2 separate regions of the Mus musculus genome follow, and region 1 is linked to region 2. Evidence: chromatin loops called from intact Hi-C (ENCODE). Cell type or tissue: heart. All regions are shown on one strand. Each heading gives the region's core, and the rest is flanking DNA. Links, peaks and the distances in the headings are about the cores only.

What was found. Hi-C counts contacts between places; a loop is a spot of excess contacts. Peaks named below come from ENCODE experiments on the same cell type or tissue, not always from the same donor. Only the 100,000 strongest peaks of a DNase experiment are listed, where the experiment ranks them.
Region 1: a loop joins it to region 2, with 2.4 times the contacts of the local background. A loop is called at or near these places in 3 of 42 quality-filtered maps.

Annotation. Positions count from the first base shown.
Region 1 is chr7:4,293,860-4,300,225 of GRCm38, forward strand. No RefSeq gene overlaps it. Among named protein-coding and RNA genes, the nearest start is that of Ncr1, 41 kb to the right of the region's middle. In heart, for the core only: a CTCF peak has its summit at 3,518 (motif pointing right); no DNase peak of the experiment used is centred there.
Region 2 is chr7:4,519,699-4,527,742 of GRCm38, forward strand. Tnni3 (troponin I, cardiac 3) reads right to left here and starts at 2,830. Exons shown (of 8, transcript NM_009406.4): 1 at 2,607-2,830; 2 at 2,372-2,384; 3 at 2,118-2,204; 4 at 1,647-1,688; 5 at 1,265-1,396; 6 at 740-829. The coding sequence starts at 2,617. It overlaps Dnaaf3 (dynein, axonemal assembly factor 3), which reads right to left. Exons shown (of 12, transcript NM_001033548.3): 6 at 7,744-7,926; 7 at 7,396-7,521; 8 at 7,169-7,291; 9 at 6,716-6,833; 10 at 4,446-4,557; 11 at 4,240-4,314; 12 at 3,235-4,161. The coding sequence ends at 3,618. In heart, for the core only: CTCF peaks have their summits at 1,735 and 4,715 (motif pointing left); DNase peaks (open chromatin) are centred at 1,923, 2,823, 4,143, 4,303 and 1 weaker place; H3K4me3 peaks cover 1,911 bases; H3K27ac peaks cover 3,170 bases.

The DNA of each region.
Region 1 (6,366 bases), core at 1,367-6,366, 230 kb before region 2:
TTTCCCTGTTGCTTCGCGCCCCTGTACGAAATTTCTTTAATTCTTTTCTTCTTCCATGGACCTCCAAGCCAGCAGTGTTTCTTCCAGTGTCTTCTGCCATTCCCAGGTCCCTCATTGGTTCGCCAAATTGTTGGGGCAGGTCTGCGGTTCTCATGTCTGGGTTCCAGCGTGGGAGGCAACCTGGAGCTGAAAGAAAGGGAAACTAGGTAGACAAGAGAGAGATGGGCCAAGACAGGATTCTGATCAAGGCTCAAATTTTTAATGGTGGACACACTTTATAAAGGAGGAGGAAAGCCCATTCCCTCCAATTCATCCTTGGAGCCCAGCTGCAGGTGACCACGAGTAGGATCAGATGTAGTCTCTGAAATAGCTAGGCTGACTCCCAGCATGTAGCAGCAGCGACAGAGGCTAAACAAGAGTGATCTAGGGAGGCAGGCTCCAGCCTAGATAATCTCCTTAGTGGCAACAAAGTCGAGGTCTGGTTCAGTGAGCTTCAGGTTGTTACATGTCCTTATTACCAGTTGGGACATCTTCCGGGTATATATGCTCAGGAGAGATATTGCTGGATCTTCTGGTAATACTATGTCCAATTTTCTTAGTCGCCAGACTGATTTCCAGAGTGGTTGTACAAGCTTGCAATCCCATCAACAATGGAGGAGTGTTCCTCTTTCTCCACATCCTCACCAGCATCTGCTGTCACCTGAATTTTTGATCTTAGCCATTCTGACTGGTATGAGGTGGAATCTCAGGGTTGCTTTGACTTGCATTTCCCTGATGATTAAGGATGCTGAACATTTTTTCAGGTGCTTCTCAGCCATTCGCTATTCCTCAGTTGAGAATTCTTTGTTTAGCTCTGTGCCCCACTTTTTAATAGGGTTATTTGATTTTCTGGAGTCCAGCTTCTTGAGTTCTTTGCATATATTGGATATTAGTCCCCTATTTGATTTAGGATTGGTAAAGATCATTTCCCAATCTGTTGGTGGCCCTTTTGTCTTATTGACAGTGTCTTTTGCCTTACAGAAGCTTTGCAATTTAATGAGCATTGCATTTGTTGATTCTTGATCTTACAGCACAAGCCATTGCTGTTCTATTCAGGAATTTTTCCCCAGTGCCCATATCTTCAATGTTTTCCCCCACTTTCTCCTCTATAAGTTTCAATGTCTCTAGTTTTATGTGGAGTTCCTTGATCCACTTAGACTTGAGCTTAGTACAAGGATATAAGGATGTATCAATTCACATTCTTCTACATGATAACTGCCAGTTAAGCCAGCACCATTTGTTGAAAATGCTGTCTTTTTTCCACTGGATGGTTTTAGCTCCCTTGTCAAAGATCAAGTGACCATAGGTGTGTGGGTTCATTTCTGGGTCTTCAATCCTATTCCATTGATCTACCTGTCTGTCGCTTTACCAGTACCATGCAGTTTTTATCACAATTGCTCTGTAGTGCAGCTTTAGGTCAGGCATGGTGATACCCCCAGAGGTTCTTTTATTGTTGAGAATAGTTTTTGAAGCTGGAAAGAACCCAGATGTCCCTCAACAGAGGAATGGATACAGAAAATGTGGTACATTTACACAATTTACTCAGCTATTAAAAACAATGAATTTATGAAATTCTTAGACAAATGGAGGGTATCATTCTTACTGAGGTAATCCAATCACAAAAGAACTCACGTGATATGCACTCACTGTTAAGTGGATATTAGCCCAGAAACTTAGAATACTCAAGATACAATTTGCAAAACACATGAAACTCAAGAAGAAGGAAGAAGTGTGGATACTTCATTCCTTCTTAGAATAGGGAACAAAATACCCATGTAAGGAGTTACAGAGACAAAGTTTGGAGATGAGATGGACGGAAAGACTATGCAGAGACTGCCCCATTTGGGGATCCATACCATAATCAACCACCAAATGCAGACACAATTGCATATAGCAAGATTTTGCTGAAAGGACCCTGATATAGCTGTCTCTTGTGAGGCTATGCCAGTGCCTGGCAAATACAGAAGTGGATGCTCACAGTCATCTATTGGATGGCACACAGGGCCCCCAATGGAGGAGCTAGAGAAAGTACCCAAGGAGCTGAAGGGGTCTGTAACCCTATAGGAGGGACAGCAATACGAACTAACCAGTAACCCCTTAGCTCATGTCTCAAGCTGCATATGTAGCAGAAGATGGCCTAATCAGCCATCATTGGGAGGAGAGGCCCTTGGTCTTGCAAAGATTATATGCCCCAATACAGAGGAATATCAGAGCCAGGAAGCAGGAGTGGGTGGATTGGAGTGCAGGGTGGGGGGAGGGTATAAGGGAATTTTGGGATATCATTTGAATTGTAAATGAGGAAAATATCTAATAAAAATTGAATAAATACTGTGTTTCTAGGATAGTAGAAAGAACTGAGGTACCAATAAAAGCCAAATCTTTGTATATAAATGTTATTAATGAATTAAAAAGATAGTTATATAGAAAACTCTATAATTTTTGCTCATGTACATTGGGATTACTTCAGGTGCACTGCCCTACAACTTTCCTGTTTGCCAATAATATTAAAGTATTATTTTTAATAAATTAGCATCCGAAGATAAAAAAAAAATCATTGTTTTCAATAGCTGAGTAGTACTCCATTGTGTAAATGTACCACATTTTCTGCATCCATTCCTCTGTTGAGGGACACCCAGATCATTTTCTTACAAAGAGCAAAATCAATAATGTGTTGGCACACATGTCAGCCTCAAGTCCAAGTGATGACCATGATCTATCATGGTTAGAAATATAGATTTAAAAGACACTGTATACCCAGGAGGAACTTAGAAAATATTGGTGGGCACATGATCCAAATAAATACTAACTGATTTCTATAGCCTCATGAACTTCACAGGACCCTGGTAACCACTATTAAGATCTCTATTCTCAGGGACTTCTCATGGTCTTGTATAGATAGCACTGGAGATTTGTACTTGTTGAGTGAGGAACAGTAAATTCCTACTCAAAATACCCAGGTACAGAGTGGATGTCAGGGTAGTCACACAGAGAGACCAAGCACATAGATTTTGCCCAATACTAAAGGCAGGTGAGGACCTAAAGACTCCTACTTCCCACCATTAGCATGACCTGAGTAGTAACAGGAGTAGTTCTCAGCTGGTTGGGCACTGATGGACACACAAGATTAGCTTGCTAATCTAAGCTAATAGCCTCTATCCAGCTATGTGCTTATTGACTGTGGTGAATGAAGCATTGACTATGAATGCAATATCATGAGACAAGGATGATGGACCAGTGTATACCAAAAGTTCTTAGGCAGCTGTTGTTGTTCCTCCTCTTCCTCTTCTTTCGTCCTCCCCCTCTTCTTCTTCCTCCCTCCTCCTCTTCTTCTTCTTCCTCCTCCTCTTCTTTTTTTAAAAGCAGGGACCATGTTGCTACTGCTGTGATTCAACATCTGATCTACCACAGAAGGCAAATTGGATGCCATGTGATGAGACAAGTCACCTGAGGCAAGTTCATCACATGTAGCTCGTCCTACCAGTAGAGGGCAGTACTTGTTTCTTCTGAGACTTATACCCTGGGGAGGGCAGTGTGTAGGATGTAGCTCAGATAGAGCACCTGTTCAGCACTCAGGAGGGGTTGGGCTCAAACAGAGGGAATATCCCATCACTTATTCTCAAGGCCAGGGAAATCAGATAACCATGGAAAGATGATAGATACTGTGACATAGTGGGGTGACTGGTCATAGGCATATATACAATGAAGGGTGTTGTTGGACCTGATAGATTATGGGACTATTCCATTTCAAATGGATGTAGTGAAAAGTTTGGGATATATTGTGCAGTGTGAATTTTCCTGTTATACTCAATGTATAAAAATGATGTATATAGAGAAATACAGGTTATAGATATAGGCTATAAAAATTACTTGATATTGATACAATGTGCTACTGCTCTCTTTTGATCAGTAAAATTTGTGGAATCAGGAGCCAAAGTGGAGAATAATAGGTGCCCTCTGACAATCATGTGACACAAAGGAAAGGTTTATTTCCAGTGATTTCGCTTATATATGATGCCGTGGTAGAGAATCTTCTTAGACAGGAATCTTTTATTAGTGAACACGATAAGGAGATATTCTTAATCACTGGGTTTAGTGGTGCAAGCTTGTAATCCTAGCCCTCAGGAGGCAGAAGCAGGAGGATTGACAAATGTTACAGGCCAGCCTGGTATATATTGAATTCCCAGCCAACCAGAGTTAGTTATTTAGAGATCCAGTTTCAGAACGGAGGTGTGGTGATGGTGGTGGTGGTGGTGGTGGTGGTGGTAGAGGAGGAGGAGGAGGAGGGCTGATTAGAAATAGTGGTACACACTTGTAACTCCAGCATTTGAGAAGCTGAGACAATAGGATTGTACATTTGAGTCCAGAGTTGTATACATAACCAGATGATATCCCAAACATCCTAAACAAGGGTTTGGGTTTTGAGATAGTGTACTGCTCGTTCAGAGGACCCAAGCTCAGATTCCAACAAGTATGTCAGACTTATCACAACTGCCTGTAACTCTAGCGCCACACCATGCATAGCATCAGGTACTTGAACTCAAGTGCACATATCCCTCCCACCCCTCCACACACATGCATGTGAGTGCATGCACACACACGCACACAGGTGTGCATGCACGTGCACACACACACACAAATAAATAAAAGCAAACCTTCAAAAGTACTAAAAAAAAAGAAGTAGGAAATACCTCAAATAAAAACTGAAGCATAAACTTAAGAGAATTAGAAAAAGAACAAAGTAAGTCTCTACTTACCACATTTAATTTGTAGTGTGTGTATACATGGATGTTTCTGTGTGCACAACCACATGAAAAAGCTGGGTGTTCTGTCCTACCATTCCCTGTATTACTCCCTTGAGATCAGGTTTCTTACTGAAGTTAGAACTAGGCTGGAAACCTCAATACTCTTTCCATCTGTATTCTAAACAGCACTACAGTGTCTAGCTTTCTACATGAACTCTTGGGCTTCAAACTCAGACCTGCATGCTTGTGCAATAAGTACTCTCACAACTCATGTACACAGCACCCTAAATTAATTTTTAATCCTACAAATACCACTTACTGTTTTGCACCACCATAAACATCTACCTACTTCAATTCTAGCTCCTGCTTCTTCTCTGACATACTGTGAACTGTCCATTTCTGTCTCCCTCTCCTGCTCCTGACTTTCCACATGGGCTGACCTGGGCATCAGTTCTGACTGCGCATCCTCGAATGATGGCATCTTATCTTCCAAATGCATCAGCTGCTCAGGGTTGTACCTGGCAGGGATGGCTGCAGTGTGGTACATTCCCATTTGAATCAGATGCCCATGGATAACAAACTGGAGTAAATCTGCTTTATACAAATACAAGGGAGGCAACTCAGTGGGCAATGAGCTGAAACATTCCAGTGACCATCTAAAACAGGGGGATTGGAATCACAGATACCTGTCTTTGCCAGGATTACTGACTCTACTTCCACCACATGGAGAGAAACCTCTGCAAATCCTACATTCACCGAACTCCCAGATCTGCTCTGTGTTTTGTGAAAGGGATCTTTCTTCATTCAGGGATAATTTGTTTCTCTTTTTCTTTCCCTGATCACGATGACTTGCAGATTTCATACATGTCATATATAATGCACTGACTATAAATTCTCAGAGTAGATAGAGACACACACAGTCAGTCTGCACCTGCATTATGAAACACCATAAACATCTCATGTTTCAAAAACTTGTATCCTGGACTGCGAATCAGTGATGACTGAATTTCTGAACAACTCAGACACCATAACACCATGGCCAATCTAAGGATTGAAGTGCTCACAAATTACTTCACATGAGGAACCTCAGAGATGACATGGGGAGTGAGGAATATTGATATTGAAGAGAATATCATACCCGATCCCACTACAAGAAATTCTTTCCCAGAAAACATAAACAGCAAGGAGGCAAGGACAGCTCTCATGGTTGTTTTCAGAGAAATGGAAGTAGATGATGTTGCTAAGGAAAGAGGTAGTTCCATGCAGGGGACTGTTCTTTAGATAACCCCCACCCACCCACCCAGAACTATGAAAACTGTTGTTTCCTCCTCCAGCTCTCTGTGTCCTTCTCTGTACTCATTCCTAGGATGTGAGCTAAAGTCAGGAACTCAGTGTGTCTCTGCTACTTGTGTTTGCCCTACATCACTGACCTGGATATTCATGAAGTATCTCCAGAGTAATTAGACAAATGGCCATGATGAGGACCTTACAGTGGAGTGAAGACAGATGGGTGGAAAGACTGAAGAACATCACATGGTACAACTGGACAGGTTAAGGACCACCTCCCAGCCATCTTCAACTGGAA
Region 2 (8,044 bases), core at 1,734-6,733:
CTCTGGCCCCAGATTAAAGCCTCCAGCCTGCACCTCCATGTTCTTCCTGATGCTCCTAGCAGCATCCCGCAAAGTGTCTATACTGGCTAATTTTGTGTCAACTTGACACAGCTGGAGTTATCACAGAGAAAGGAGCTTCAGTTGAGGAAATGCCTCCATGAGATCCAACTGTAAGGCATTTTCTCAATTAGTGATCAAGGAGGAAAGGCCCCTTGTGGGTGGGACCATCTCTGGGCTGGTAGTCTTGGCTCTATAAGAAAGCAAGCTGAGCAAGCCAGAGGAAGCAAGCCAGTAAGGAACATCCCTCCATGGCCTCTGCATCAGCTCCTGCTTCTTGACCTGCTTGAGTTCCAGTCCTGACTTCCTTTGGTGATGAACAGCAGTATGGAAGTATAAGCCGAATAAACCCTTTCCTCCCCAATTTGCTTCTTGGTCATGATGTTTGTGCAGGAATAGAAACCGTGACTAAGACAGCGTCTAACACAACTTGAGCCCACTCTGTGCAGATCATTATTCCCTGTCCCAGAGCTCAACTCAATGCTCAGTTTCTACAGGCCCGTTTGTGCCACCCAGGCTCTACTCTGCAGAGACAGCTTCCTTTGCCACGAGGTACCTGTGCCACTGCCTGCTTTCTGCTTAGAGTTATCTCAAGCACAAGAGTCCATAGCCCCCAGCCCGAAGCTACAGTCTGGAGATCTTGGTGTAATGTGAAGGTCCCAGGCTTCCCCGGGCTCCCCACCTCAGTGATGTTCTTGGTGACTTTTGCTTCCACGTCATATCTCTCTTCATCCACTTTGTCCACCCGAGCGTGAAGCTGTCGGCATAAGTCCTGGTGAAGGAACGCGTGGATGCTGAGAGGGAGGCTGGAGATTGGGTTCCCTGGTCTGAGAGAGGAGACCTCTGGGTCTGAGGAAGGAGGCCTAGGCTCTGGACCCCCGAGTTTGAGAGAGGAGTGCTGGGGTCTGGACTCCTGAGTCTGAGGAAGGAGGGGGTGAAAGGAAGCTGACACCGGAATCTGCACTCCAGGGAACTTAAAGAAATATGGCCGGGAACTAAGAATTCTGAGACCTGGCAGATAGAGGCTGGAGAAATACACTGGGTTTTGAAGCTGTAGGGCTGAACGTATTGCTTGGCATAAGGATTGCAGATCCTGAGCAGAACTTGAGATGGTGCTTATGCTCCTGATACCCAAGGGATGCCAGGCCAGAGATGAGGAACCTCGGGTCCCAGGCTTATCCGGAATCCTTGCTTTGTAAACTGGTACCTGAAGCTCTTCAAAGCCCAGCCCATCCAACTCCAAAGGCTGGCAACGAGTCCTCAGAACGCGCCCCTTCTCTCCACGTCGCTCTTCTGCCTCTCGTTCCATCTCCTGCTTCGCAATCTGCAGCATCAGAGTCTGCGGAATGGTTGGAGCAGACAACAGAGTCCCAAAAAGTATAAGAATAACAAATTTCCCTCCATCCTCCAGAGAGACAGAATATCCGAACATCCAAGTTTGTGTCTTTTATTCAAAACCTGCCTCGTTTCTGCCCGCGCGCACGTGGGGGGGGGGGGCGGGGGAGGCGGGGACTGACACACTCCGGAAGCGAAACCACTCCCCCAAAGCTCCGCCCACCCAAGCCCACCCACTGCGACCTCATCATCACCTTCAACTGAAGTTTTCTGGAGGCGGAGATCTTAGACTTTTTCTGCCAAGGTGATATGGAGAAAGGTCAGTGTGAGGTCCCAAAGTGGACACTGGGTGGAGCTGCAAGGCATCACGACCCACTCGAGTGCATACCCATTCGGGTCAGACATTCTTCAACCAGAACGCGGAGTCCACTGGAAGCCACGCTCCTCGGTCCCATCTACCAATCTTTGTCTCCGACTAGAGCTACGCACTGCCTATCTATTCACTGCTAACCACTACGCTCACGCCTAAACCTTGCTGTAGGCAAGTTCCCCCCAACCACAGGCCGCTGTCACCAAGCCCAACCTGAACCTTTCTGAAATTCTGCCCCACCCATAGGGCTCTGCCCATCACCCTACCACCCCTTTCCAGGGCCTTGGTCCTGCCCCCTTCTGGGTCTCAGAGGATTCTTGAACCCAGAAGCCCATCCTCTTGGACCCCGCCCCACCTTGGCGTGTGGCTCGGTGGCATAGGCTCGGTAGTTGGCAGAGGAGCGGCGTCGGACAGGAGCAGGCGCAGGCTGCGGTTCCCCAGCCTGGAATTGAAGCAGGCTACATCACTACCCAAACCCTCCCATCCAGCCCTTCCTGGATACCTCACCTCTAGCGGCAGGTTCCCCTGCCCACTGGTCCCCAGTCCTCTCCCTGCAGCACCCACTCTGGACCGAAGGTTCCCTACCCCACTTCTTAGCTCACAGCTCACCGCATCGCTGCTCCTGAAGAGAGAGAAACCGTGAAGAGGAAATCACTGATGGTGGTCCCCTGACTCTTGAACCCCAGGAGTCTGATTCCCAAATTCTTACCTCATTTCTACAGAAATCCAACCACCCTTGCCTCCTACTCTCTCAGGACAAGTATCCAACCTGGTTGCACCCTCAAGACCCACCGCACCTCTCCCTGTTGAGGTCTCCACCCCAAGGCTACGAAGATTCACATACTCATCAGCCATGATGATCTCCAGAGGCAGAGAACAGGATCGGAGATTCCTGGAGGGTCCTGGAAGGGTGTCCCTGGTGACCTTGGAGGTCTCTAGAGGTTGGGTTTCCTCTGGGCTGCTCAAGCCTCACTGAGGACACTGAGATAAGGGGCGAGGACAAAGACTAAATATACTGCTGTCTCCTCCCCTGCCCAGGATAAGCGATAACAGGGTGTGAGGGGAGCCGTGTGCAAAGCTCCAGTTGGGTCAACCAAGGTGCCCAGGATCTACACCCCTCCTCCTTTGACTCTAGCGCCCCAGCTCCCTCCTCCCTCAAACTTAGGAAAACCCGGAGCAAGGTCCCTCTTCTCTCAAATCCAAGAGTCTAGACTTCAGCTTCCCATGTTCATACCCAGAAATCCATGCCGGCCTTCTGTCCTCACACCTAGGTCCCTCACTGAACTGCAGTCTTTCTGGGACCTAGTGTGTCCTTTCTCTCCCCCACGTTTCTGTCGGTTTCAGTGGCCCTGGCATGTTTAGTTTGAAGGATCTTATCCTTCACTCCTGTGAAATTCAGCCAAGCCCACTTGCAAACCCACAATCGGGACCCATCCCTGCTGCTCCCACCCTTCTTGGCACTGGAGACCGACTGAGGACAGGACACACAGAGGTGACCCTGCGCTTTTTATTTGAATCACATTCAAGGAAGGCTATGCCCTTGTCCTTCCCAAAAGCAGCATGTCAAGAAAGGCCCAAGACAAAAGAGAGGATCTGGAGCCCAGGGTTGTCCCTTCAGCCTTCGATCCTTGTCAGGATAAGTCTCAGATAACAGTCTAGGACCCATCCCCCACCCTCACCCCTACCCCCCAAATAGTACAACCGAGAGTTCCAGGAAAGGAATTTGAAGTTCTAGTCATATCCCTGGGGTTGAGAAGGAACGCAGAGTAAAACCGCATGCAGGTGGGCTGAGCTGGTGATGTCAATCCCTGGGCCTGCTTCAGCAGTTAAAGGTGGGCTACGTGGTCCCTGGGGTTCATGTTACATGTTTTGGAGGTGCATTCACCCAGGACGTTGCCATAGCTTCCTGGAGTGGGCTTATCACTTCCGGAGGAGAGGCCAGGTCGGCTTGGGGAAGGCTGATTGCTTCTACAGGCAGGACTAGCTTAGCCTGGGGTGGGCTCATCGCCTCTAGAGGTGGGATCTGGTCAGCTTTGGATGGGCTCAACGCTTCTAGAGGAGGGGCCTGGTTGGCCTGGGGTGGACACATTGTCTCTAGAGGTGGGGCCAGGTCAGCCAGGGGTGGGCTCATCGCCTCTAGAGAGGGGGCCTGGTTAGCCTGGGGCGGACTTATCGATTCTGGGAGAGGGGCGCGGGTAGATTCCACTTTGGAGGGCGCGGGTCCAGATTCCACAGCTGAGTCTCCGCCACCCGGAGTGGAGTCCCCTAACTTGTAGAACCTCGCAAAAGTCTCCGAGGGTTTGGTTGCAGTGTGAGGGGCGAACCCAGCCACCCGCGCTATCTCTACAACGCGGTCAGAGAACGCCTTCAACTCCTTGGGCCGCAGGTCCACCAAGTACCTATGTTGGGAAACTGTGTGTGAGGAGACCTGGCTTTTGGCCCAGCTGTGACCTTCCCACCCCACTCCTCTGGCTCACCGAGCTAATTCCACAACCAGGTTCCCTCCGGGGGCCACGCAAGCCCCGAGCTCAGGGCTGAGAAGATGGACCATCCTAAGGAGAGAAAGGACTAGGAGCTGAGATACACAGGTGGGGACGGAGGTCCAGAGCAGGATGGAGACTGCAAAGCTTAAGTTCCGGCTTCTGACAACGAATAAACTGGGGCCCAATCCTAGGTCTCTTACCCACAGGACACGTAGAGGAGCTGGAACCGGCCCTGGTAGCAAGTCTTGTGGTGGAGAGTCTGCGAAGAATCGAGAGGCAGAAAGTGGATAGTGAAGGGTTCTTGAGCAGGCACTGAAAGAGAAGGGAAGAAAGAGGTCAGATCTGGGGCTGAAGAACTGGCTCAGTTGCTAAGCGGGTTTGATACTCTTTCAGAGACCCTGAGTTTGCACCCAGAACCCAAGCTTATAACCACCTTTAACTCTAGTTTCTGGGGACATGGTGCCCTCTTGTGGCTTCCGAAGGCACCTACATGTGTGCTTGCGCAGGCGCTCACATGCTCACACAGAGAGAGAGAGAGAGAGAGAGAGAGAGAGAGAGAGGGTTTCTCTGTGTAGCCTTGGCTGTCCTGGAACTCACTCTGTAGACCAGGCTGGCCTCGAACTCAGAAATCCACCTGCCTCTGCCTTTGCCTCCCAGGTGCTGGGATTAAAGGTGTGCTCCACCACAGCCCGGCTATGAATATAAATCTTGAGAGTCAAAGAGATGTGCACACAAGTTGCAAAGAATATTGGAATTTACACTCCTTATCTGTGGAGAGCAGTGCCGAGAGCAATCGCCATTATAAGATGGCGCTGGCCTCCGCTGTGCCTAACTAGTAAACAAGCCCTGTACGCAGGTGCGAGAGTGAACTCACTCCTAGTCACTGCCCATCTCAGGGCGTAGTAGTGGGGTGATGAGCGAGCAACAAATCAGGAGCTGACATGCCATATCAGGTGCTGAAACACCATGGCTGAGGGCTATATAAGCGACTCCATTTTCTGGGGTCAGGGTCTTCCTGAGAAGTAAGCAATAAAGCTTTGCCGCAGAAGATTCCGGTTGTCCCGAGTGTGTTCTTGCCAGCGGGGACAAAAGCTTGGGATACTTATCTTCTTTTTTTCCCTCCAATTTTTTATTAGGTATTTACTTCATTTACATTTCAAATACTATCCCGAAAGTCCCCTATACCCTCGCCCCCACAATTCCCCTACCCACCCATTCCCACTTCTTGGCCCTGGCATTCCCCTGTACTGGGGCATATAAAGTTTGCAAGACCAATGGGCCTCTCTTCCCAATGATGGCCAACTAGGCCATCTTCTGCTAAAAATGCAGCTAGAGACATGAGCTCTGGGGGGTACTGGTTAGTTCATATTGTTGTTCCACCTATAGAGTTGCAGACCCTTTCAGCTCCTTGAGTCCTTTCTCTAGCTCCTTCATTGGGGGCCCTGTGATCCATCCAATAGCTGACTGTGAGCATCCACTTCTGTATTTGCCAGGCACTGGCTTAGCCTCACAAGAGACAGCTATATCAGGGTCCCTTCAGCAAAATCTTGCTGGCGTATGTAATAGTGTCTGCGTTTGGTGGCTGATTATGGGATGGACCCCCGGGTGGGGCAGTGTCTGGATGGTTCATCCTTTCATCTCAGCTCCAAACTTTGTCTCTGTAACTCCTTCCATGGGGTGTTTTGTTCCCAATTCTAAGAAGGGGCAACACTCCCTATTTTCTACTTTTGTTTTGAGTCAGGCTCTTGTAGCTGAAGATATCTGGAATTGTGACCCAAACCAGGCATTTTCTCCTGCCTCAGCCTTCTGAGTGACAGGCATTCACTGTCCACGCCCAACTTTCTTAGCCTTTTCTTTAAAGTTATTTTATTTATTTATTTATTTATTTATTTTGGTGATGGTGTGTGCCTCGGTAAGTGTGTGTAGGTCAGGTGGCAACCTTTACTGAGTCATCTCTCTCTGTCCACCATTACTTGGATCCCAGGGATAGAACTTGAGCTACAAGGCCCTGACGGCAAGCACGTCTCCTTGCTGAGCTATATTATCGACCTTCCATGTCTTTCTAGAAGCCTTCCTTTTTTTTAATCCTTTGGCTGAACTGAATTGCTGCAAATCTGGGGAGGTGGGCCCACGAGGCAGAGACCCATTTTACAGACAGGAAAGAAAGTGAATGGTCCCTTGAATGAAGGCACCTAGGGAGAGGTGAGTTAAGGACTGGAATAGAAAGAAGGACAGCCAGAATCCATGTAGGGAAAGGGTGTAGGGAGGAATGTAAAGGTTCCCAGTTAGAACTCCAGAGAGGGCTGAGAATCCTACTGGTGGGGTTCAGGGTTTGGGAAAGGGAGGACAAGAGAGAAAAAGAGAACGAATATCAACGAGAGAGCAACTGTCCAGGTATTCCAAACCAGCTCCGTCAAAGCTTGGGGAAAAAACAGTGACTATCTGCAGTTTGCAGCTGCTGGCTACCTACCATCTGGCTCGGGCGACTCTGTCTCCTCCACATTCCCCTGGATGGCTCTCGGGCCCCTCCAGGCGGCTACTTCTCGGAACAGCTCTGTGACGTTGTGCTGCGTGATCTCGCTCGCAGTCTGCGGGGAGAAAGGGGGAGGTGCAGAGGTTAGGCTTTGAACAATAGGGGTGGGTAGGGGCGGGGCTTAATGTATACAGCCAGCCCCAAACTAGAATTCCTTGTTACTTTTCCGGGGCTGGATTTAGGACTTAGTAAGAGAACTGGATCATAGCTCTCCAAGATAGGGACCAAGAAGTTGGGGACAGAGCCTGTTACTTGGATGGAGACACTGGACCAAAATAAGAGGTGGAGCTCAAAAAAGCGTTGGCGCTACTAGGCGGAAAAGGCAGGCTTGGAAGGCCGAGAACAGGAACTTGTCTGCTGGCCCTAACCCTAGCCCCACCAGGCCCACACCTTGACTGGTTGTCCGTTTCTCGTCCGTAAGAGGCTTTGGTCGTCCGCCTCGATGCCAAAAGCCATAAAGGGCCCCGTGGCGATGTCCCCCCAGTATCCGCGCGCAGCCACGCGTTCCCCACGCTGGAAAAAAACCAAAGGTATGAGATCGCAAGTGAGGTCCAAATTGGGGACCTGTACTGGTAGATACCTAAAATACGCAGTCCAGGCCTGCGGTAGACACGCACGTGGCTCAGGAGGCGACCTGATGCCAGAGTCCTGTTGGGCACATGGTAAGCACTCAAGTCTCTGAGTTCAAAGGCAACACCTGTATCCCGCCAGCGTCGGAATTCCTGGATATGGATAACTTGGGCCTGGAGTAGAGGATAGGGAAAAAGGCCCTGATTAATCTGGTATAGGAACCCCAACCTTATACCTATAGGAATTCCTCCAACTTCAAACTCCAGGGTCCAGACCTCCTTCCTCAGACCTAGGTAGGAGTTTAGACCCCCTTCCTCATATATGGGGGCGGAGTCTCCGCCCTCTTCCTTCTCTCTGGACTCAGATGCTGGCCACCTGCTTCAAAGCTTCCTCACCCCTCGATCATGCAGCTTCATGCGTAGGTCCCAGTCGGCAACACCACGCCGGGCATCGTAGCGGGAACCCAGGTAGTGGCGCAACCTCGAGTCCCAAAGGCGACTCATGGGAAAGACTTCAGGTCCCTTCTCCCCACCAGACCAGAAACGGAACACGGCCTCCAGGGCATCCCGCTCGCGGAACTGCACAGCCAGGAAAACATGGAGAGTGACAGAGACGCAGTGAGGGCTCCCCTTCCATCCCATTAGGTGGTAGTGATTATGGGGGCGGAAAAAATGAGGCACAGAGAGCAAAGTCTCC